2 separate regions of the Homo sapiens genome follow, and region 1 is linked to region 2. A link is a contact called in ENCODE Hi-C or POLR2A ChIA-PET data. All regions are on one chromosome and are shown on one strand. The core of a region is the stretch at or near the end of the contact, and the rest is flanking DNA. Distances in the headings are between cores, read along the strand shown. Region 1 overlaps ETNK2 (ethanolamine kinase 2). Region 2 has its middle 26 kb from the start of SNRPE.

Region 1 (6,955 bases), core at 4,357-6,856, 240 kb before region 2:
GGTTCATTTTCCAACCCAACCAGCCTCCCAGGAGAGAGGAAAAGGAGTGGAGGAGGTTAGTGTAGGGATCTTCCAGCAGACACGTGGCCAGGGCACTGCTGCCCATCACTCTTCCTTCCCTGCACCTTCCTGAGAGGCTCCAGCCCCCCACTGACCATTAAGCCTAACCTCTGGCTTAGGGGTTCATCTTGGCCTGGATCCTACCTTGGCCTTGAAGACTCCAAGAGATTTCCCTGGATAGGGAAGAAACCAGAGGTGGAGTGTGGGTCCTGCTTAGGTTGTGGGAACCCCCCAAAATTCCTCACTGCTGACTACCTGCCTTAGGGTTGGTAAACATTAGGGCCTCGGTAGAACTAGCTCTGCCCACCTTTCTCTAGCAGGAGTGGAGGCGCCAAATGCTGTGCAGTGACTTGGCCTCCAGAATTTCCCCAGCTTGTGCTAGGGAGACCCCACCACATCTCTTCCAGGGTCCTAGCTGTGTGTCTTCCACAATGACTGCATCCCTCCAGTGCTGTAGAGTCGGAAACAGGCATGGGGAGATTGCCAGGCTGACCCTCTCTGGTCTGTTTCCAGGCGTCTCACTTCTTCTGGGCTCTCTGGGCCCTCATCCAGAACCAGTACTCCACCATCGACTTTGATTTCCTCAGGTGAGTGTGGGGGTGATGGTGGGACGTGGAGAAAAGGGAGAGCCTTGGTTGAGCCCAGGGTGTGGGCAAAGGACAGCCCAGGCAGAATGCCCAGAGTCCGCTCCCCTGCTCTGCTGACTCGCCCCCGTTCCAGCTCATCTCCAGCGGGGCCACTATCCCCAGGGGATGCCAGGAAAGTACCACTCTGAAAAGAGAAGTGTCATATCCTCCCTGTTCCTCGTAGGAGGTGTGCTAGTCCCCACGAAATCCTACCGCCTACTCCACTCCCCACCCTGCTTCCAGCGCACCTATCCACAGAGCCTGGTGGTGGATGGGATCGTTGAAAATCAGTCTGAACGACTGTAGGTCTTACCCTCATTTTACAGCAGAGAGGACAGAGGTCCAGAGAGCAGAAGTGACTTGCTGAAGCCATGCAGTGGTTAAGGGTTTACCATGCTGCCTTCTGGTTGGGCGACAGCCCCAGCTACTCCTTCAGTAGCTAGCCGCTGCTTGTGTATCGATGATTCAGGGAGTCCCTGTCCTGTGAGGCTCCTATGTACCTAAGGCCAGGAATCATTTCTCCTTCCATTCTGGTCCAGGGCCTTGCCCTTCTCCTCCTCACCCACCTTCAGCTGAAAGGGAATCACTACCCTGGTTTCAAAGTGTTCACAACTATTAGAGAAATGCAAATGAAGAGCACGGTGAGGCCGGGCGCGGTGGCTCACGCCTGTAATCCCAGCACTTTGGGAGGCTGAGGCGGGTGGATCACGAGGTCAGAAGATCAAGACCATCCTGGCTAACACGGTGAAACCCCGTCTCTACTAAAAATACAAAAAATTAGCCGGGCGTGGTGGCGGGCGCCTGTAGTCCCAGCTACTCAGGAGGCTGAGGCAGGAGAATGGCGTGAACCCGGGAGGCGGAGCTTGCAGTGAGCCGAGATCCCGCCACTGCACTCCAGCCTGGGCGACAGAGCGAGACTCCGTCTCAAAAAAAAAAAAAAATAAAATAAAATAAAATGAAATGATAAAAAAATAAAATTTAATTAAAAAAAAAAGCAAAGCATGGTGAGATGTCGCTTCACACCCATTAGGATGGCTGCTGTTAAAAAACAGAAAATAATAATTGTTGGTAAGGATATGCAGGAATTGGAACCTTTCTGCACCATTGGTAGGAATGTAAAATGGTGAGCTACTATGGAAAACAGTAGGGTGGTTCCTCAAAAAATAAAAATGTAACTACCGTATGATCCAACAATCTCATTTCTCGGTGGGTAGCCAAAATAATTGAAAGCAAACTCTCAAAGAAATATTTATATACCTATGTTCATGGCAACATTATTCTTGGCATAGTAGCCAAGAGATGGAAGCAACCCAGCTGTCTGTCAACAGATGAATGAATGAATAAAATATAGTCTATACATGCAATAGAATATTGGCCTTAAAAACGAAGGAAATGTCACTTGCTACAACGTGGATGAATCTTGAGGACATTACGCTAAATAAGCCAGTCACAAAAAGACAAATATGGTTCTTTAAGAGATAACTAAAGTAGTCAAATCCATAGAAACCAAGTAGAATTGTTGCCAGGGGGTGGGGAGAGGGAGCAATGGGGAGTATTGCTTAATAGGTCTAGTTTCGGTTGTCCAAAAGGAAAAAGTTGTAGATATTCATTTGCACAGCAATGTGAATATACTTAACAATATAGAACGGTAAAAACAAAACTCCAAACAAGCATGTTTGTGGAAGGGTTTCTCTAGTCTGATCTAAGAAGAAAAAAAATGTAGTTGAAGTTAAAAAAAAAATAGGCTGGGCACGGTGGCTCATGCCTGTAATCCCAGTACTTTGGGAGGCCATGGCAGGCGGATTGCTTGAGCTCAGGAGTTCAAGATTAGCCTGGGCAACATGGTGAAACCCTGTCTCTACAAAAAATACAAATATTAGCCAGGTGTGGTGGCGTGCACCTATAATCCCAGCTATTCTGGAGGCTGAGTGGGAGGATCATCAGAGCCCGGGAGGCAGAGGTTGCAGTGAGCCAAGATCATGCCATTGCACTCCAGCCTGGGTGACAGATCCAGACCCTGTCTCAAAATAAATAAATATTAAAAATTTTAAAAAGAAGCAAAAGAAATAATAATACTAATCAGTCTGGGTTGGGGTTGATCTGCTCAGACTTAGATAGGCCTAGAGCCACTGAAAAACTTTTCTCATGATGTCAGCACCCCCAGCAGGGCCCACCTGGCTTTCTTCCTCACACCCAGCTTCCTTCTGTCTTCCCCACAGGTACGCAGTGATCCGATTCAACCAGTACTTCAAGGTGAAGCCTCAAGCGTCAGCCTTGGAGATGCCAAAGTGACCAGCCACCCCATCCCTCCCCTACCCATCTGTCTGGCCAGACCTGTTCTCCAGAGCTCAATTCTGCACTCTGGGATCCACACCCTTGGACAGGGTGGGAGAGGGGACACATGGGTGTCCAGGGAGAAGGCTCTGTCCCTGCCGCCAGACCCCAGTGGTTGCCACTGAAGACCTCATTCTCCTGTCTGGAGGGGCTGATAGGACCCCCTTCCGGGGGTCCCCTTCACCCCACCAGGCTTGGGAGGAAGTGCCTGCAGCCAGGTCCTGAACCATAACCACCCCTGGGAAACACATCATTCCCAGCCTCAGGCCCTGCTGGAATTGGGGCTGCCTTATATGTGTGTTTACCCCTTCCTGGCCTGGGGAAGGAGGCGGGGAGGGCTCCTTTCTACCTCCAGTGCCCTGAGCCTCCAGTCCGTCTCCCCCTGCATGCCCCATGTGGGAGGTGCTGAGCTCCAAACCAGCATCACACCAACTCTGACACATGGATGTACCTATCTTGGTGATGGGTGGGGGCCAAGAATTGAGCATGACATCTTCCCCAGCAGCCACCTCCTCTGAGATCCCTCACCTTCTCCAAACCAGATCCAATCAAACCTCAGCCCGAGGAAACATGCTCCCCAACGTGCTCTCCTGTGCTTCTGTTTTGTCCCCCTGCTGGGGGGACAGGAGAGGGAGTGGTGAGGCCCTGGGCCTCCAGAGCCTGGCTCTGCTTTGTGCTGTGGCTTAGCCGGAGGGGACGTGGCCAAGGGTGAGGTGGCCAAAACCAGAACCAGCAGTCTCCTGCCTTGTTCCCTCCCTGGCCCTCAGGCCCTCCTTCCAGGGATGTCTCTCCAGCTCTACTTTATGTCCTGAAGCTGACCCGAGGTCTTCCTATCTGGAATGACTAGAGGGAGCCAAGAGGATGGGGTGGGGGCCAGGGCCCCCCAGGGCCTATCGTGGGAGAGCCTGGGCAGGATCCCATCAGAAAGGTGCTGACTAAACTGGTTGCCCGGACACTCAACAGCCTCCACCTCCCTTTCTACCCTCACAGCTCCTGGGGCCTTCCTGGCTCTGGCCCAGAAAGTGATTCATTTGTAAATTATCATGGTTTTCTTTCTGCATTAAAATGCTCATTTCCGGACTGCTGTGTCTTGAGTGACAATGGTGAGGAACTGACCCCTGCGTGGGGGCTGAGGGGTGCTGTAACCCCTCCTGATATCCCCCCTCCACCTGGGCTTCATGCTGAAGTCAAGGTAGCCGCCTGCACACATCCTCCTGTGCACCTAGCTCCGAAGGCTCTGGGCAGGGCCCCCTATTTCTCTCACTCAGCTTCTGTGCCTTTGACTCTCTTAGTAGAACCTACCAGTTAAACCCGGTAAAGCACTGCTTAGGGGGAACTAGGCTGTGGATTACAAGGACTTTGGTTGACCCAGGAGATGAACCAGTGACATTCTAAATAGAAGTGCTCAGGACACCTTCCTCGGTCATGTCTGGCTCCCAGCTGTCAGTGGGGTGGGGAAGGGGCTGCTCTGCCTGAGAACAGGCAGGAGTGATTTCTGGAACCAATCCGTCACTTTTTCAGAAGGCCAGAAGGAAGAGCAGAAACTCAAAGATGAGAAGGGGGCACCCCTCTTGGCAGCCCAGTCACTCCGGCTATACTTCCCAGGCTGTGCACTGGGCAGCAGCTGCTCCAGGACTGCCCCCCTGCCAGTAAGTGCCCAGTGCCCTTAGGGGCAGCAGAGGCAACAGCAGCAGCAGCCTGCCAGGTGGACTCTGGTTGTTTGGCTTTTGCCTGCAAAAAGCACCCTGGTGCCATGGCAACCACTGGAGCTGGCACCTGCAGCTGGAGCTTTCAAGGTCATGGTGATCCAGCATAGCCAGGCCCTCCATGGGCAGCAGCCTCGGGGGGTGACAGTGGGGGGACACGAGCGAAAGAGGTGCCCAGGCATAGGGATGGTGCCAGGGCTGGGCAGGTAGGGGCCCCCTGGGGTCACCTGTGGGGTCAGGTGGTCATCATAGACACTACCTGTCTGGACTAAATAGCAGTGTCCCCGCTCCTTCTTCCTCTCTGAGCCACCTCTGGAATTGAGGGCAGAATTAACACTGTGAAGCCAGCTTTGTTTCCAGCCTCCTGGGTCTTGATGCTGTTGCGCTGGAGATAAGTGTTGCAGTGGTGAGTAGGGAATGGCTGGGACAGAGCCCCCCCCCCCCCCCCGGGTATTGTCCTGTGCCCCTAAGGTCCTGACCACCATCTGTATGGGAAGGAATTAACAGCAGACATCATCCCACTGCCGCCTCTGAGAAAGCATTCTCCTTCCCCCAGTCCTCCAGGGGAGTGAGCCGGTGTGGTGGCAGGGAACACAACCCTGTTCCTCAAAGTCTGGGAGTTCCACCTTGGCTCCTTTCACTGCCACCCCAGGCTAACCAGCACTCCTGTCCTCCTGGCTGAGCACCAGGCCTGGGAGCCTCCCAGTGTGATCCGGGTTCCACCCCCTCGGGCCCCTTCCAGGACTCTTAGCAAAGAGCTCTAGTTAAAGGACTCCTGGGCACATTCACCTTCCCAACGGGCTCTGCCCCTCGGTCTCTGCCGGAGACGCACGGAGGGGACGAACTTGTAGCCCAGCTTTCCTGGTAATGACCACAGCACTCTGCTCCTGGCCTCTCCAACCACCTGGCCCCATCCTGCCTCTCATGAGACAGGGGTGGGGCTCCAGGACCCGCAACTGTGTCTCAGCAGAGGGAATAAGGCAGGCAAGACAAGAGGACTTGCGGGAGGGAAGAGGAACTCAGGACCGACAGGTGGGAATGAGCCAGGCTGGGAGAGTCTTGAGACTGGCAGGACATGGTTTGGACCCACCAGTGGAGTGGAGGAGGCCGGGGGCCGAGAGGGGCGGGCGGAGAGGGGAGGGCGGAGAGCGGAGGGCCGGAGGGCAGAGGGCTGAGGGGAGTGGGAGGTGCAATGGGCAGCTCTCCATCGTGACCACCAGGGGGCAGGCGCCGCCGCCAGCTCCTCCTCCCACCTCTGCCTGCATCTTTTCCAGACGTGGCGTGGGGAGGGCGAAGGAGAGGAGGCTCTGAGAACCCGGGCTGGGGAAAAAACAGCCAGCCAGCGTTCAGGACGCTCCCCATACCAAATGGCTGGGCCCTTAATTCTTGGGCAGTCTCCATTCCACACCCTCCCAACTTTGTGGCCCTAGAATCAACCACCACACCTACCCTCTCTCACCACTACCCTCTCCAATCTAGAAATCCCTCCACCAGTACTCAAGAGCTTGAGGACTTGAGTTGGGAAGTTCACTCTTTTTTGTGGAAAAGGTGTTCTTTATGTCAAGACAGTCTTGAACCTCATCCAGGAGCTCAAGTTCTGCCTCATGAACTTTGTGCAATACTACACTTTGCCCACCTGGCAGTTTTGGAGAAAGCAATCTTGTCCTTTCTGTCCAACTCTGTCTTCTTTTCTAGAGGAAACACGCCTGACCCTTCTGACTATTCCTCTAAGGACAATGTGCACCAGGATCCCTCCTGTGCTCCTCCATGTGGGGTGCCTGCTTCAGGGCCCCTCCATTGTGAGACTTCCCTAGTGAGGGGGCGAGGAAGGGCACGCTACCCCTGGGACTAGGTCTGTGTGGGGTACACTGGACCATCACCTCCCCTGTTGTGAACACAAGCCTCTATTAATGCAGCCCAAGTCCAACTCTTCCACAAGAACTACTGCCATTCGGTTTTGCTGTCCCCACTCTATACTGATGGGATTAATTTTTCACTACAAGATGTGTCTCTCTAGAGCCTGGTTAATATGCATTTTTGAGGTGTTTCAGTCTGTCATCCGGCCCTTGCAGGCCTATTACTTCTCCTAATGGGATAACTAGGTCTGAAGTGTTCACTCAAAGCATGTGTCATGGATAGAGAGCCCTGAAGCATTATCATTAGAGACCCTGCTTCATTAATTAGCATCGTAGGGGCCTCAGATGGGCTTCAGGGTAAACCTTTGTGGGC
Region 2 (6,629 bases), core at 208-2,707:
GAGTTCGAGACCAGCCTGACCAACGTGGAGAAACCCCGTCTCTACTAAAAATACAAAATTAGCTGGGTGTGGTGGCGCATGCCTGTAATCCCAGCTACTGGGGAGGCTGAGGCAGGACAATCGCTTGAACCCGAGAGGCGGAGGTTGCAGTAAGCCGAGATCATGCCACTGCACTCCAGCCTGGGTGATAGAGCCAGACTCCATCTCAGGAAAAAAAAAAAAAAAAAAAAAAAATATATATATATATATATATATATAATATAACATATAAATATATAATAGAAATACATATAATATATAAATATATATTATGTAATATAATACTAATATAATATAATATAATATAACATATATAAATAGATATATTTGTTGACATGGAGTTTTGTTCTTGTTGCCCAGGCTGGAGTGCAATGGTGTGATCTCAGCTCATTCTGAGCAGCAATTCTGCTGCCTCAGCCTCCCGAGTAGCTGGGATTACAGGCATAAACCACAACGCCTGGCTAATTTCGTATTTTTAGTAGAGACGGGGTTTTACCACGTTGGCCAGGCTGATGTGGAACTCCTGACTTCAGGTGATCCACCCCCCTCGGCCTCCCAAAGTGCTGGGTTACAGCCGTGAGTCACCGTGCCTGGCCAAATGTCTAGTTTAAAAAGTAGACTGTCGTACACAAGTTGTTCCAAACATACTTAAAGGTTTTCTAAACCAAAAAGTACGTTCCTTAGCCTTAGCACATTTTAAGTGCTCAATAGCCACTTATGGTTAGTGACAACTATATTAAACAGCATAGGCATAGGTCCTTTATGAAGAGTTACAGAATACCTCATTTCCGTGGTGATTTTGCTTTATTCCTACACAACACACTAGCACACACACATACATATATATTAAAACATTGCCTAAATCTTTGTAAGCAGATTTCACAACAGGAAGAAGTATGTCAAAATTTCAACTCAGGAATGGACTCAACATACTGATTTTAAAAAACAGTTAAGAGGTATTTAAACCTCAAATACTAATCTCTGAAAAAAGCATAGTTGAAATTCATAGCCAAATTTTTGACATTTCCCTCTCAATAACCTGTCTCCAACAAGTCTATAATCAATTCAATCTATTTATTTTTCTCTAGGCAAAGTCATAAGACCTTTTCCCCCAGGGTATATACATTCCCAATGTCCTTCTTTTTCTAAATCTTATTTATAATACGTAATAACTATAAAAATGCTGTTATAAAATATAGATACCTGCTCATAGAAATACACTTCATGAGGTATAAAAGATGCACAAAGATGTTTACTGTGGCATAATTTGTAATAATGAAAAAGCTGAGCTTCACAAAGAAATGTATTATAAATTATGATTTGTCAACTCAATGGAATACCATGAACAAAGCTTAGAGGGCAACAGGAAATGACTATTGTAGAAAGCATGATTATGGGTGATACATTGTAAAAAACCCTGATTCCTGTCTTAACAATGGAATGGGGAAAAAAAGAAACACCCTAGAGTTAAAACAAGGTAGAAAGATTGGAGTAGAAAGTACTTTTTCTTTTCTTTAGGTGTCTCAAGGAAATTAACAATAAGAGAAGAAAATGAAATGCCCTCACTGACCTTCCCTCCAGCCTTTCCTGCTGCTAATTCCCTGAAACTGAACTCCAGCCAAGACTTCAGAAGGATCCTATACATAAATGGAATCAGGCTTCAGGTTTCCTCAAGAGTGGGTGGGAAAGTTATGTGTGGAAAGGTCTCAACTAGAAGCCAAGAAAAGATCCACTTAGCAAAAAACCATACACCTTTTCAAAAAGAATGACCCAAAAAATTATTTCTAGTCCAAAATTTTGATAAAATTTTTAAAATTCATAAGAGAAAATATGGGACTTCCCAACCCAATATTCAGGCACATGATGTGAATCTCAATAACTGCCTAAAGCAAAGATAGTAACAATGTATTATGGGACTGAGAACTAAAAGTATGACGAAAAGAGTACAAAGAGGGCTGGGCACAGTGGCTCATGCCTGTAATCTCAATACTTTGGGAGGCTGAGGCAGGAGGATCACTTGAGCCCAGGAGATTGAGACCAACCTGGAAAACACAGACCCTATCTCTACACACGCAAAAAAAAAAAAAAACCCAAAAAACAAAACAATTAGCTAGGCATGGTGGTGCATCCCTGTAGTCCTAGCTATAGGGGAGGCCAAGGCAGGAGGATCACTTGAGTCAGGAGTTCAAGGCTGCACTGAGCTATGATTGTGCCATTGCACTCCAGCCTAGGAGACAGAGCAAGATCCTGTCTCTTAAACAAACAACAACAACAACAACAAAAACGCACAATGAAGGGAGGAATTGGAGGTATAAGAGTCTCATAGCATACATGGAGTGTTAAAATACTACTGAAAGCAGACTGGGCACGGTGGCTCATGCCTGTAATCCCAACACTTTGGGAGGCCAAGGTGGGTGTATCATCTGGGGTCAGCAGTTCAAGACCAGCCTAGCCAACATGGTGAAACCCCATCTCTACCAAAAATACAAAAATTAGCTGGGCATGGTGGTGGACACCTGTAATCCCAGCTACTCCAGAGGCTGAGGCAGGAGAATCGTTTGAACCCAGGAGGCAGAAGTTGCAGTGAGTTGGATCGTGCCACTGCACTCCAGCCTGGGCGACAAAAGCAAAACTCCATCTCAAAAACAAAAACAAAAACAAAACAAAACAAAAAAAGCTACTGAAAGTAAACTGTAGTAAGAAAGATGTATACTGTAATCCCTAGGTAATCAAGTAAAAGTCTTTTAAAAAATGGAGTATAGCTAATAAGTTTAACAGTAGATATAAAATGAAATCATAAAAATCATCCAAAGGAAAACAAAAATTTTGAGGAAAAAAAGAGATGGGGATGGGACAAACAAAAAACAAGTAAGGTGATGTAAAGAACCATTAAGTATCCTTAGTTTTACCCTACTTGCAGGCTAAGCAAGCCCCCCTCCCCGCATGGTTTCATGGGTGCTAGTAGAAAACATGTGAAATGTGAGTCAGAGGACAGTTTACTACTCTTATCAAGGACAATATCCAATATATCAGCATTTTCTTACAAGTTCCCCAAATCCTAATTCTCAAAGGCAATGCAAGGATGGCCAAATGATACTCACGTGCAATGGGTTGTGTTATGAGCAGAAAAACCTTGAATTTGAGGAACCAAATTTTTTATGCGATGTCTGCTCCATGCTCTGGTGGTACACGCCTGTAATCCCACCTACTTGGGAGGCTGAGGCAGGAGAATCACTTGAACCTGGGAAGGGGAGGTTGCAGTGAGCTGAGATCACTCCACTGCCCTTCAGCCTAGGCAACACAGCGAAATTCCATCTCAAAAAAATAATAAAAATTTTTTTAAAAAATAAGGCATGTTTTCAATCAGTAACCAAAGCTTCTGCCTTAAGAAACTAGAAAAAGATCAGATTAAACCCAAATAAAGAGATACATAGAAATAATAAAGAACAGAATAGATGAAGAATGAAAGTAAAGATACCTCTACAGATCCTACAGGCATTAAAAGGATAAGGGAATATTGTGAACTACTTTGTGCCAATAAATTTAATAGCTTAGATGAAATGGACAAATCCCTTAAAAAACACAACTCCAGCTCCCCTGGGCTATTCTGGGCACACTGCCTATGGGGTACCTCTGCTCTGCAAGGAGCAATAGAATAAAAACACAACTCTCAAAGTTCACTCAAATGGAAGTAGATAACCTGGATAGTCCTAGATCTATTAAAGTAATTGAATTCATATTTAAAGCCATAAAAACAAACCATGGAGATTGGTAAACTTAGGGGGAGGGAGTTGGAGTATCTGTTTGGAATACAGAGTATTCTTATAGGGTAGTCCTGCGAGATAAGGGTGAAGGGCAGGTTGAAGGCAGATTATAGAAAACATTGAAAGTCATGCTAAGGATTTTAATTTCTATTGCACAGGCAAATGTCGTTTTCACTGTGTGCTCCCAGCACTTTAGGAGGCCGAGGTGGGCGGATCACCTGAGGTCAGGAGTTCGAGATCAACCTGGCCAACATGGCGAAACCCTGTCTGTACTAAAAATACAAAAAATTAGCTGGGCTTGGTGGCAGGCGCCTGTAATCCCAGCTACTTGGGCGACTGAGGCAGAAGAATCGCTTGAACCCGGGAGGCAGAGTTTGCAGTAAGCCAAGATCTCGCCATTGTACTCCAGCCTGGGCAACAAGAGCAAAACTCTTGTCTCAGGAAAAAAAAAAGAGAAATGTACTGCATAATCTTTTATATGTAGACTCTCTAAAAAAGTCAAATACAGATGCTCCTTGACTTATGAAGGGGTCATGTCCTAATAAAGCCATTCTAAATTGAAAATACCATAAATTGAAAATAAGGGCTGGGCACAGTGACTCACTGCTGTAATCCCAGCTACTTGGGAGGTTGAGGCAGGAGAATCGCTTGAGCCCTGGAGGTGGAGGTTGCAGTGAGCCAAGATCGCACCACTGCACTCCAGCCTACATGAAAGAGCAAGACTCCATCTCAAAAAGAAAAAAGAAAATAAGGCCAGGTGTAGTGGCTCATGCGTGTAATCCCAGCACTTTGGGAGGCGAGACAGGTGGATCACTTGAGGTCAGGAGTTTGAGACCAGCGTGGCCAACATGGTGAAACCCTGTCTCTACTAAAACAAAAAATACAAAAATTAACTGGGCATGGTGGCAGGTACCTATAATCCCAACTACTCAAGAGGATGAGGCATGAGAATCGCTTGAACCTGGTAGGCAGAGGTTGCAGTGAGCCACAATGGCACCACTGCACTCCAGCCTGGGTGACAGAGTGAGACTCCATCTGGAAAAAAAAAAAGAAACTTTTGTTTTTTACTTATTATATATTAAACTTACAATGGGTTTATCTGGCTATAGCCCCATAGTAAGTCAAGGAGTGTACTAAATGTATATTATTTTCTCACCATCCGAAAGTTGAAAAATTGTAAGTTAGAGATCATCTGTACATAGAAACAGAGGAGAACAGCAGTTACCAGGGGCAGGGAAGGGGAGAAATGGGGAATGGTAGATTAAAGGGCAAAAACTGGCAGTTGTGTACGATGAGCAGGCCTAGAGACCTAATGGGCAGCATGAGGAAAACGGTTAATAATACTGTATTACATATGAAAAATTTGCTAAGACCGTAGATTTTAAGTGCTCTTACCAGACAAAAAAACAGGTAACTATGGAAGGTGACAGGTTAATTTGCCTGACTGTAGTAATTATTTCAGTGTTGTATACCTTATAGACAACTTAAAAAAGAAAATCCCAAGCAATCTACAAAAAAACACCTACTACAACAAAGAACTGAGTTTAGTAAGGTCATAGGATACAAGGTCAATAAAAACAATTGGAAGTCAAAATTATAAAAACAGTACCATTTACAGTGGCATCAAAAATATAAAACAGCCAGGTACAGTGGCTCATGCCTGCAATCCCAACAGTTTGGGAGGCCAAGGCAGGGCAATCACTTGAGCCCAGAAGTTTGAGACCAGCCTGGGCAACATGGTGAAATCCTTCCTCTACTAAAAATACAAAAAATTAGCTGGGCATGGTGGCATGCAGCTGTAGTCCCAGCTACTTGGGAGGCTGAGGTGGGAGAATCACCTGAGCCTGAGAAGTCAAGGCTGCAGTGCGCCATGACCCCACCTCTGCACTCCAGCCTGGTCAACAAGAGTGACACTGTCTCAAAAAAAGAAAAAAAGAGAAATACTCGTGAAGGGATAAACCTAACAAAATGTGGTAAAGCTGAAAACTACAAAATACTGATGAGAGAAACAGAAGAAAAATCCAAATAAATGGGGAGATATACCATATTCACCACTGGAAGACAATATTGTTTTTCATTTGTTTGCTTTGAGACAGATTTTCGCTCTTGTTGCCCAGGCTGGAGTGCAGTAGCTCGATTTCGGCTCACTGCAACCTCCACTTCCCAGGTTCAAGCAATTCTCCTGTCTCAGCCTCCCGAGTAGCTGGGATTACAGGCACACACCACCACCACCACGCCTGACTAATTTTTTTGTATTTTTAGTAGAGATGGGGTTTCACCATGTTGGCCAGGCTGGTCTTGAACTCCTGACCTCAGGTGATCCACCCGCCTCGGCCTCCCAAAGTGCTGGGATTACAGGCATGAGCCACTGCACCCAGCCAACAATATTGTTAGGATGACAATTTACCCCAAAATGCTTAATAGAGTTAATCAATCTCAACCAAAATCCCAGGTTGTTGTTTTTTTTAAAGAAATCAATAAACTGATTCTAAAATCTAAATGGAAAGGTAAAGACCCTAGAATAGCCAAAATACTTTGAAAAGGAAGAACACAATTGGAGGATTCAAATTACCCGAGGCCAAAGTTTACTACAAAGCTAAAGTAATCAAGACAATGTGGTATCATTAAAACAACAGACCTATAGGTCAACGAAACAATAAGAGAATTCAGAAAAATACCCACATATATGGTCAATTGGTTTTGAAAAAAGGTACTAAGGCAATTCATTGAAAACCAATAGCCTTAAACAAATGGTTCTTGAATAACTGATCATCCATATGAAAAAAAATGAACCATAATCCATAACTCACACCATTATTTTAAAAA

Evidence for each region. A loop is a pair of places that touch in the nucleus more often than their neighbours do. ChIA-PET counts read pairs that join two places held with the same protein, here RNA polymerase II (POLR2A). Pooled maps may share reads with other maps.
Region 1: a map of endothelial cell of umbilical vein shows a loop between it and region 2 (10-fold over the local background). The contact joins two enhancer-like sites. A Hi-C loop is called at or near these places in 96 of 168 maps with a recorded cell type or tissue (A673, CD4-positive, alpha-beta memory T cell, Caco-2 and 57 more), 5 of 37 single-sample maps with no recorded cell type and 42 of 50 pooled maps. POLR2A ChIA-PET finds 5 or more read pairs at or near these places in 25 of 52 experiments (A549, AG04449, AG04450 and 19 more).

The regions. Positions count from the first base shown.
Region 1 is chr1:204,128,207-204,135,161 of GRCh38, reverse strand. ETNK2 (ethanolamine kinase 2) reads left to right here. Exons shown (of 8, transcript NM_018208.4): 7 at 574-647; 8 at 2,906-4,100. The coding sequence ends at 2,978. Among named protein-coding and RNA genes, the nearest start is that of ERLNC1, 9.7 kb to the left of the region's middle. RefSeq lists enhancers at 3,188-3,723, 3,724-4,260, 4,277-4,779, 4,780-5,283. Within about 2 kb of position 5,606, at least 15 of the 41 ENCODE cell types and tissues checked have a DNase peak (open chromatin) inside an H3K27ac peak, as active enhancers do; they include PC-9, where a contact is called at or near this core.
Region 2 is chr1:203,883,904-203,890,532 of GRCh38, reverse strand. No RefSeq gene overlaps it. Among named protein-coding and RNA genes, the nearest start is that of SNRPE, 26 kb to the right of the region's middle. RefSeq lists an enhancer at 1,049-2,248. Within about 2 kb of position 1,457, at least 9 of the 41 ENCODE cell types and tissues checked have a DNase peak (open chromatin) inside an H3K27ac peak, as active enhancers do; they include PC-9, where a contact is called at or near this core.